Linked DNA regions of Homo sapiens: region 1 is linked to region 2. The links are chromatin contacts, found by Hi-C or POLR2A ChIA-PET in ENCODE. All regions are on one chromosome and are shown on one strand. The core of a region is the stretch at or near the end of the contact, and the rest is flanking DNA. Distances in the headings are between cores, read along the strand shown. Region 1 holds the start of ULK2 (unc-51 like autophagy activating kinase 2). Region 2 holds the start of B9D1 (B9 domain containing 1).

Region 1 (4,663 bases), core at 543-3,042, 510 kb after region 2:
TTATTTGTTAGCTTGGAAGGATTACACCGTGCTTGAGTTCTAAATTATTTTCCTAATAAATGAAAAGTAGGCCGGGAGCCGTGGCTCACACCTGTAATCCCAGCACTTTGGGAGGCTGAGGCGGGCAGATCGGATCACCTGAGGTCAGGAGTTCAAGACCACACTGGCCAACGTGGTGAAACCCCATCTCTACTAAAAATACAAAAAAAAAAAAATTAGGCGGGCGTGGTGGCGGGCACCTGTAATCCCAGCTACTCAGGAGGCTGAGGCAGGAGAATCGCTTGAGCCCGGGAGGCAGCGGTTGCAGTGAGCGGAGATCTCGCCACGGCACTCCAGCCTCGGCGACAAAGCGAGACTCTGTCTCAAAAATAAATAAATAAATAAATAAGAAAAGTAGCATTACTTCATCCGATAAGCAACAAAGTCAGCCCACTTTTAACACGCCCCTTGGGCAACAATCAGAACTGCCACACCCTTTAAGATTATTTCCACTCCCGATATGCCTTTCCAAATTCTTTAGATTCTAAAACCTCGTGTAACTGTACTTGCGAAACAGCAAAGGCTTAAAACAATTTTTTTAAGGCTTAAAGGTGATTTCATGTTCAAGGTGATTGAAAATGAATTGTCCAACCACCTTTCTCACCCGGAGCTCGTCTATCTGACTCCGGGGGGGAAAACGGTACGGGGGCTCTTCGGGGTGCAGGGGACCAGTGCTGGGAAAGGTGACACCTCCCAGGCTGCGAAAGCCTGAGGCTAATGGGACATCCGCCCATTTTCCGCTGGGTCTGTAATTATCAACCTCAAAAGTGACCAGCCCTGGGCACGGGGAAAAAAACCAAAGGTCCATTCACGCCCAACCCTCGAGTCTGCACGGTGCAGTACCGTCTATTTTGGGTCCAGGGTAACCTGGGTGCAAACGCTCCTGCGGGCGGACCGCGGGGTGGGCCCCGGGCACACAGGAGGATCAGCAGCAGCCGGTCGGTAGGCGGAGCGCTGCCAGAGGCTTGGGCCTCACAACAACCCTCACAGGACCAAAACAAACGGCGAGACGGGCTGCGCGCACAATAGCATACCCGGGCGGCTAGCCGAGTCGGGGGTCTCGGCTCGCGGCTGCGCCAAGTTTCAGAACCACCTAGCCCCGTGCCTGCCGCCCGGGGCCCGGCCTCGCCCCGGCCGGCGCTCACCTGGCGGTGCCGCCCCCGGAAGACCACGGCGAAGGCCCCGTGTCCCACGAGATCCCTCTTGCTGTACTCGAAGTCACCCACCACCTCCATGGCCGCGCCCCCGGGGCACACAGCGGACGGGCGGGCGGCGCAGTGCGGCGCAGGTATCAGCACCGCGGCTCCGCGGGCCCGGAGCGCGCCAGCGTGCGGCGGGTCTGGGGCAGCCGCAGCCCCGGGCCCGGGCGGACTCTCATGCCGAGAGACCGGAGCGGAAACTGGGGAAGCTGCCGCGCGGAGCCAGGGTCAGCGAGGCCCGGCCCGGCCCCTGCCGCTCATGGCCCGGCCTGCCGCCGGCCGCTGGCTGTCTGGCGAAGCGGCCTCGGCGCTGCCGGGCCAGGGGTGCCGTCACCGTCACTGTGCGCGCCCAGAGCCGCACACGCGCTCTGAGGCAGTGAGGGGCCCGGTACTCTCCATCCCCAGCTCGTCGGGCCTCCTCGGCCCTCCCCGCTCGGGGCGCTGCTGCGACGGCGACGGCCGCCGCCCTAGAACCCGCACCGCCGCGGCCCCGCGCTTCCCCGCCTCGCGGCGGCGCCCAACGCCCTCGCGCGCGCTACCCGCTCCCGCGCGACTGGCTGCCCTCCGCGACGTCCGCGCGCCTTGAAGGCCGCAGCGCCAGCCGGCTCCCTCCGCCGGGGAAAGGAGTGCGGCCAGGGCTTGGCGCCCGCAGCTGGGCAGATCCTCGGCCGCTCCTGAGGCGGGGACGAAGGGCGCGACCCGCTGCGGCCACAGCGGGTTACGGGCTGCGGGCTCCGTTCTGGGCCTGGGGAGCAGATTCGAGCCGACCACGCCCCGGGCTCCAGGCCGCTGGGAGGCGGACTTCAGAGAAGCGGGTCTTGAACCCCAGCTGCAGGCAGGACGGGATTATCTGCGCAGGGTAGACCCCCAGATTCCTGCCAGAGCAAAGGAGCAACTGCTACTCCAGGCTTTGCCCGCGCTCTGGAAAACCAGAGTTCACGCTGCCAAACTGCCAGCCTTCGGACGCCTCTCGGGGTTTACTCGCTTAGGATCCCTAGAGGGACGGTGACAGGCGGGATTCTGCACCTTTTGGGGGTCCCTTGACTGCGAGAAGCTGGTGACAGCTCAGGGCCCTCTTCGCAGAGAATCGTTTCTGCACACCGACTCAGAATCGCACACGTTTTCAAGGTTCTCCTGGGAGCTCCTAGTGTCAGGCTAGTTTGACCTCGGGCTTACTTCACATGGCCGAAGGGAGCTTTCTTTTCTACCTGATTGTTAAAGCTGTCCAAGTGACAAGGAACAGATTGTCAGGTTTCCCGCAAAGAAGTGTCTTATGAAACCATTTAATAAACAATATGCTTGAAACTACCATGGAATACGCAGGCTCCACACTTGAGTGTGTGTTCGGTTGTATAGGGTATGTGCTTTTGGGGTCTGTCACCACCTCGACTGCCACTGCCTGTCCCTGCAAGCTGATCTCTGAACCATGACAGAGTCAGCTCCAGGATTCTGAGAGAACGCTCCTTCCTCACACGCTCAAAACGTAGGGCCTTGAGTTTCTGCTTCTGCTACTGTGCACGCTTACGTTATCCTGTCCTTACTTACATCTGGCCCAGGTGGTTGTGTTAGACACTGAAAATCTGGAGCCTTCAAAAGTTGACAGCAACTTAAGCAAGTTTGCACATACACCCAAAAATGGATGGAGATGATTCCTTACCTCACTGAAAGATTCTCTACAGTCTATTTTTTTGTTTACTTTTTTTTTTTTTTTTTTTTTTGAGACAGAATCTTACTCTGTCACCCAGGCTGGAGTGCGGTAGCACAATCTTGGTTCACTGCAACCTCTGCCTCCCAAGTGCAAGTGATTCTGCTGCCTGAGCCTCCCAAGCAGCTAGAATTACAGGCACGCACCACCACGCCCAGCTAATTTTTGTATCTTAGTAGAGATGGGGTTTCACCATGTTGGCCAGGCTGGTCTCAAACTCCCAACTTCAAGGGATCAGCCTGTCTCGGCCTCTCAAAGTGCTGGGATTACAGGCGTGAGCCACCACGCCCGGCCTGTTTTTTGTTTTGAGACAGAGTCTTGCTCTGTTGCCCAGGCTGGAGTGCAATGGCATGATCTCGGCCCACTGCAGCCTCCGCCTCCTGGGTTCAAGTGATTCTCCTGCCTCAGCCTCCCAAGTATCTGGGATTGCAGACCTGCACCACCATGCCCGGCTAATTTTTTTTTTTTTAGTAGAGGTGGGGTTTCACCATGTTGGCTAGGCTGGTCTCAAAACTCCCAACTTCAAGCGATCCGCCCACTTCGGCCTCCCAAAGTGCTGGGATTATAGGTGTGAGCCACCTCACCTAGCCACATGAAGGTTTTTTGTTTGTTTGTTTGTTTGTTTTGAGACGGAGTCTTGCTCTGTCGCCCAGACTGGAGTGCAGTGGCACGATCTCAGCTCACTGCAAGCTCTGCCTCCCGGGTTCACGCCATTCTCCTGCCTCAGCCTCCGGAGTAACTGGGACTACAGGCACCCGCCACCACGCCCGGTTAATTTTTTGTATGTTTTTAGTAGAGACGGGGTTTCACCGTGTTAGCCAGGACAGTCTCCATCTCCTGACCTCGTGATCCGCCCACCTCGGCCTACCAAAGTGCTGGGATTACAGGCGTGAGCCACTGCGCCCGGCCACATGAAGGTATTTTTCAGAAACCTCCAATAGGCCCTTCGTTTGGACATGCGTGTCCTGTATTCACAGGCCAAACATGGGCCCCATGGACATATCCATTTGAAAAGCAAAATGTGCAGGATTTCTGACCTCAAGAGTCAGAAAAGAAGTGGGGGCAGGAGGCAGGGGGTGCTTTGCTAAAAAATGTTTAGTTAGGACTATGTTGGTAGCAAATAGCAAACGTCAAATGTGATAAAGTGAAAAATAAAGAATGTAGATAAAGATACAGGTGTGCTTCTCAGAGTTCAAAGTTGGGCTTCAAAAGCAAACTACCCGCAGAACCAGGATCTCAAAGAGAACTGCCTTCCGTCTGTGCCCCTGCTTTGTTCTCTTGCCTGAGATCTCCTACATGGTGGCAATGGCAGCCCCAGTCTCCAAACCAAATTTTTTTTTTTTTTGAGACGAAGTCTTGCTCTGTCGCCCAGGGTGGAGTACAGTGTTACGATCTCGGCTCACCGCAACCTCCGCCTTCCAGGTTCAAGCGATTCTCCTGCCTCAGCCTCCCAAGTAGCTGGGATTACAGTTGCGTGCCACTGCACCTAGCTAAAATTTTTTTTGCTTTTTTAGTAGAGGCGGGGTTTCACCATGTTGGCCAGGCTGATCTTGAACCCCTGACCTTAGGTAACCCGCCTGCCTCGGCCTCCCAAAGTGCTAAGATTACAGGCGTGAGCCACTGGGCCCAGCCACCAAATTCTTAAGGAGGGGATTCTGATCAACCTAACTTCAGCTGGGTGCTGGGCCCTGAACAATCATCGGAAGCCAGGAATGGGACT
Region 2 (4,728 bases), core at 1,175-3,674:
AGGCCCAAGAGTCCAGCTTACCGCTGTGGGGGCCCAGTCCTGGCCGTACACAAAGCAGTACTTGCAGTAGAGGTCATCATACTCTGGAAACTGAAAAAAGCACAGACAGATTCTGTCGACTGGTATTCATGCTGAGGCCAATGCATTTGCTAGGCAGGTGCAGCCAAGGGGAATTCTGAACGTGAGACACCTGGGAGTGGGTCTAAGAGACGGCTGGAGATGTGTTCAGAGGAGAGGCTGAGGACCAAGAAGCGGGAGTCCACGGGAGACTCCCAGGTGCCACGGCCCCTGGCTTTTGCTCAGGCTCTGCCTTGTCTGATTTGTCCTTCCTACTTCATCCGGAAAACTCCTGCTCACCCTTCAAAACTTACCCTTCAGGGAGCCTGCTCTAACTCTCAAGCTGGTTTAAGGTCTCCTCTTGGCTCCCTTAGCCCCGTGCTTCCCTCCATAAAAGCAATGATTGCCTGTGTCTAAGTCTGTCAGTTCCTCTAGACCATGAGTAGAGAAGAGATTTAATGCCTTTCTGTGTCCCCACTGCCTGGCACAGGGCTGGGCACAGATAAGGTCTAAGGCAGGGGTCCTCAACCAGTCCGTGGCCTGTTAGGAACGGGTCCACACAGCAAGAGGTGAGGAGCAGGCGAGCAAGCAAAGCTTCAACTGTATTTACAGCTGCTCCCCATTGCTCGCATGACCACGGGAGCTCCACCTCCTTGTCAGATCAGTGGCGGCATTAGATTCTCATAGGAGCACGAACCCTACTGTGAACTGCACATGTGGGGGATCTAGGTTGCATGTTCCTTATGAGAATCTAACGCATGATGATCTGTCACTGTCTCCCATCACACCCAGATGGGACCATCTAGTTGCAGGAAAGCAAACTCAGGGCTCCCACTGATTCTACATTATGGTGAGTTGTATAATTATTTCATTATTATTTACAAGGTAATAATAGAAATAAAGTGCACAATAAATGTAATGTCCCCAAATCATCCCAAAACCATCCCTCGCCACCTGGTTTTCCACAAAACCAGTCCCTGGTGCCAAAAAGGTTGAGGACCACTGGTGTAAGGGAATGGTGCTGAAGTGAAAGGTCTGAGAACCCAGGAAGCCATCATATGCAAGGCTGGAGCTGAGGCCCTGAAAAGAGGGAGGTGCTGAGAGCAGAGCAGGGAGGAACAGTGTGACTGTCAGTGTGTGTGTGGCGGGGGGGTCGCTGATGCTGAGAGCACAGACACATGTGACTCAGCCCAGCCGAGAGCCCCTAATAGGAAAGGACAGGAGAGTGGGGAAAGACGGTCTTAGGCACTAGGCTAAGGCAGAGGCGGACAGGGTGGGAGCATGGAGTAGTATCCCTGATGAAATAGGAAGGCAGGAGACACCTACAAAGCATCAGGCCCTGTCAGAGCCTTACCCAAACCGTCTCAGTCAATCCTCACAATAATATTATAAAATAATAATAAACACCACCTCCAACAGCCTGGAAGGACAGTGTAGTGAAGCTTTGAGGTCAGATAGGCGTGGGTTCAATTCCCAGACAGGCCAGTTCCTTTGGTATATTTCCCCAGCTGTAAAATGGGGGTGTTAGTAGTGCCTATCTGGTAAGGCTGTAAGGGTGGACCAGTGCGGAGCACCGACTTTGGGACATATTGAGGACTTGGTGAGCGTTGGTTTATATTTACAATAAATGATTCCTCTAAAGTGTAGGGGGATGGGGAATAGCGTCCCTCGGGCCTAGCAGGCACACCTTCCTTGGGTCAATTCCAGGCCACCACCATTGTTGGATGGTTGGATTCGAACCCGAGTTCAAGGATCTGGGGATTCAGAACGCGGGACAGTAACTCCACACGGGACACAGCGCAAATGCTGGAAACTCGGCCAAGCCTCGGCTCCTCGCGTTAACCCCAGGAGGCTCCTGCCAGTGATCCAAGCAAGTGGGCATGACCCGTGCGAGGGCCCACAGGCTTGCCCGAGTGTGACCTCGGTACTAGCTCAACATCTCGAGGTCTGCTTCTATTCCTGCACATCGGGACTCAGGATCCGGGCAACCTCGCGCCAAGCTCTCCAATGCTGGCTCCCCTCCCCCGCCTAACCGAGAGGCTCAGAGGAATGACGTGGCTCTCCGGGGGCCACAGGGCAGCCCGGGGGGTTGCGGGAAGGGCCCCGGGGGACGCTGGGGGGCGGGCCCCGGCGGGGTCCACGGCCGCTCACCTGGGCGCTCTCCACCTGCCCGTTGACCATGAGTAGAAAGACGCTAGGACTCGCGGTCGCCATGGCAGGTCTGGGGGTGCCGGGGGGACCCACCTAGGCCGCGCGCGGTTGCTAAGAGACGCCGGCGTTGCCCTAGAAACAGACGGCGTAGCGCGCAGGACACGTTTCTTGGCAGCGACACCTTCGCGAAGGCCACGCGAGTGCGCGTGTGGCATGCGCAGGCGCAGTGAACGGGCGCCGTTATAAGGGGGCGGGGCACAAGGGGCGGGGATCCACGCCGAGGCTCCACCCCTCCTTAGGGCAGGTATGACCGAGAGCTGGGGCGGGAGCGTTGACCTGTCGGGTAAAGCCAGCCCTACCGCTCGACTCAGTTGCACGCGCAGGGAGTGTGTGTTCACTCTGACTCGGCCCGGCTCCCCGTCCCCGCCGAAGCGCAGAGGCGAATGAGAGCTGAGTCCTGGGGAGCAGCGCTCCGACTCACGCCCTCAGCAAGCCGAGTGTTTAAAATACATTCAGCCACTAGATGTCGCTGTGGCCCCACCGCGAGGACGCGGAGGGAGGCGCTGCAGAGCACGGGCGACGTGACCACAGCTGTCGGGGCTAACTCTGGAATGCCGGGTGCTCGGAGGAGCCTCCCCAGCTGGGGCCAAGCAGCGTCCAAGCAGGTGAAAAGGATGCGCCCCTGTGGCTTGGAGACGCTTGCCCTCGAAAAAGTTTATTAAACAAACTTGGGAGGGACCTCAAGAATCCTTACATCCAAGCCATCGCTCTTTAGTTCGAAGCTGGGGAAACTGAGGCCCGCAGCGGGCGGCGCCTGGCACCCCAATCAGCCAGCGCTCAGGGGAGTTGCTAGCCAAAATCCACGAATCTGTCAAGATACAGTCTTGTATCTTAGTGGCCTGTCACAGAGTAAGCACTTGGTAACTACTAACTTGTTGATAAATGAATAATTGAAGACATCTCCATTTTACAGAGGAGGAAACAGATTCAGATGGCAAAGGCAGGTAAGTAGCTAAGTCAGGATTCAAACCCAGGACTCCAGAGGCTAACAACCCTCACTGCCTCTGTCTTGTCCTGGGCCAGCCCCAACAGCATCTGTTGGCAGAGGTGTCAAAGGAGACGTTGGAGACATTATCTTGGATCCAGGAAATGAAGGGATTCACAGGTGTGTAGACTCCCGGGAGGCCAGGCTCCGAGCAGGGACCCCAGGTCATCACATTCTGCAGCTTCTAGCTTGGGAGCAGACTAGGGGAGTCCCATCAACCATCTGCACGAGGGAGGGAAGGAGCAGTCTCAGCCCAGCCTGCACCCACTGAACCACCCCCTGCCTAGTGAGCAAAGATATTTGATCAGGGGAGGGAGGCAGCGGGTAACCAGTTCACACATCTGACAAGAGCAGCTGGGGGAGGGGATGGGTGGGCTGGTGGCCCAAGTGCTGCACCCAGAGCCCAAGACAGGGCCCATTTCCCCTCCTGGAGAGGGGGTCATACTCCCTTCTTCCCCCGCTCTGTCCATCTCTTTCCAGTTAAAGTGCTTTCTCCCACACATTCTATCAGTCTCACCCAATTATTTCCTCCCTTTGGCCTTTGAGGCTCGGTGTTGCACACAAGTTAGTTTTCAGCAAAATGCTTGTAGTTATCGAATAACTGGGGGCTCCCAGTAGTTTAAGACCTGGCTATACCAAAGGTGGCCCCACATTCAAATAGGACATAATGGGGGAGTCTCCCCAAGGGGTGGGAAGTTCTAGGGTGGCCTTCAGGGGTACAAATAAGCCCGACCCCTGGGTGTTGGGGAATGGAAGACTCCAGGATAGGATGGGAGGGTGACCAGGCCTAACTTTAACAAGTCTAGTGGCATTAGAAGCGACTTTAGGAGAGGGGTCTCAGGGGCTTGCATAGGGGCTTGCATAGGGCCTGCTGGAATCCTTACCACCAGTTCAAGGGCCCAGTGGAGAGCCTGGTGTACTAGAAGTCCTTGGGCAGGCTGTCCTTCAGGTCAGGACAGTCAGGTTGGAGGAGAAGGTAGTTTCTGCAGATGCTGACACACAGCGATCTCAGCAGGACACTCTGCAGCTCTTGGGGTGGGATGTAGGGATCTGCAATGGGGTGGGGCAGACCCTCAGCCCAGCTGACATCCAGCCGATCTGCACCAGTCCAGCCATGCTGGTTGTTAACATATATTGCTGAGCTTCCCTGCCTGTGCCTGTGCCAAGTCTCTCCACCCCCAGATGCCTTCCTGGGCTCCTAGACATTCCTCGCTCCCACCTCACTCTTAGTACAGCTCTGTCCTCTGGTACACTCCCACGCAGTCCCCTCAGGGAAGCTTCCAGCACATTGGGCAGGCGGGGCTGTCAGCCATTGGGCAGGGGTGAGGCTGGAAGCTGGCTTGAGCAGAGCAGGTGTCAGCGCCAGCCCTCTTCCCTGCATGCCTATGGCCATGGTGCTGCCGGGCAGCTGGCCAGAGCCCCTGCAGGGTCCCAAGCTCCACCCTGGCCATCTGCCTCCCCCAGTCTCTCAACCA

The links. Hi-C counts contacts between places; a loop is a spot of excess contacts on that map. ChIA-PET counts read pairs that join two places held with the same protein, here RNA polymerase II (POLR2A). Pooled maps may share reads with other maps.
Region 1: a loop to region 2 is called in a map of naive thymus-derived CD4-positive, alpha-beta T cell, with 6 times the contacts of the local background. The contact joins the promoter of ULK2 here to the promoter of B9D1 in region 2. A Hi-C loop is called at or near these places in 1 of 168 maps with a recorded cell type or tissue (naive thymus-derived CD4-positive, alpha-beta T cell) and 8 of 50 pooled maps. POLR2A ChIA-PET finds 5 or more read pairs at or near these places in 2 of 52 experiments (activated CD8-positive, alpha-beta memory T cell and activated naive CD4-positive, alpha-beta T cell).

The regions. Positions count from the first base shown.
Region 1 is chr17:19,866,144-19,870,806 of GRCh38, forward strand. It overlaps ULK2 (unc-51 like autophagy activating kinase 2), which reads right to left and starts at 1,793. Exons shown (of 27, transcript NM_014683.4): 1 at 1,185-1,793. The coding sequence starts at 1,274. RefSeq lists an enhancer at 910-1,418 and silencers at 997-1,176, 1,257-1,846.
Region 2 is chr17:19,360,299-19,365,026 of GRCh38, forward strand. It overlaps B9D1 (B9 domain containing 1), which reads right to left and starts at 2,425. Exons shown (of 7, transcript NM_015681.6): 1 at 2,209-2,425; 2 at 22-90. The coding sequence starts at 2,271. LOC105371573 (a long non-coding RNA gene) reads left to right here and starts at 2,479. Exons shown (of 3, transcript XR_934302.4): 1 at 2,479-2,873; 2 at 3,182-3,212. RefSeq lists enhancers at 1,885-2,024, 2,484-3,268, 2,825-2,894 and a silencer at 2,065-2,334.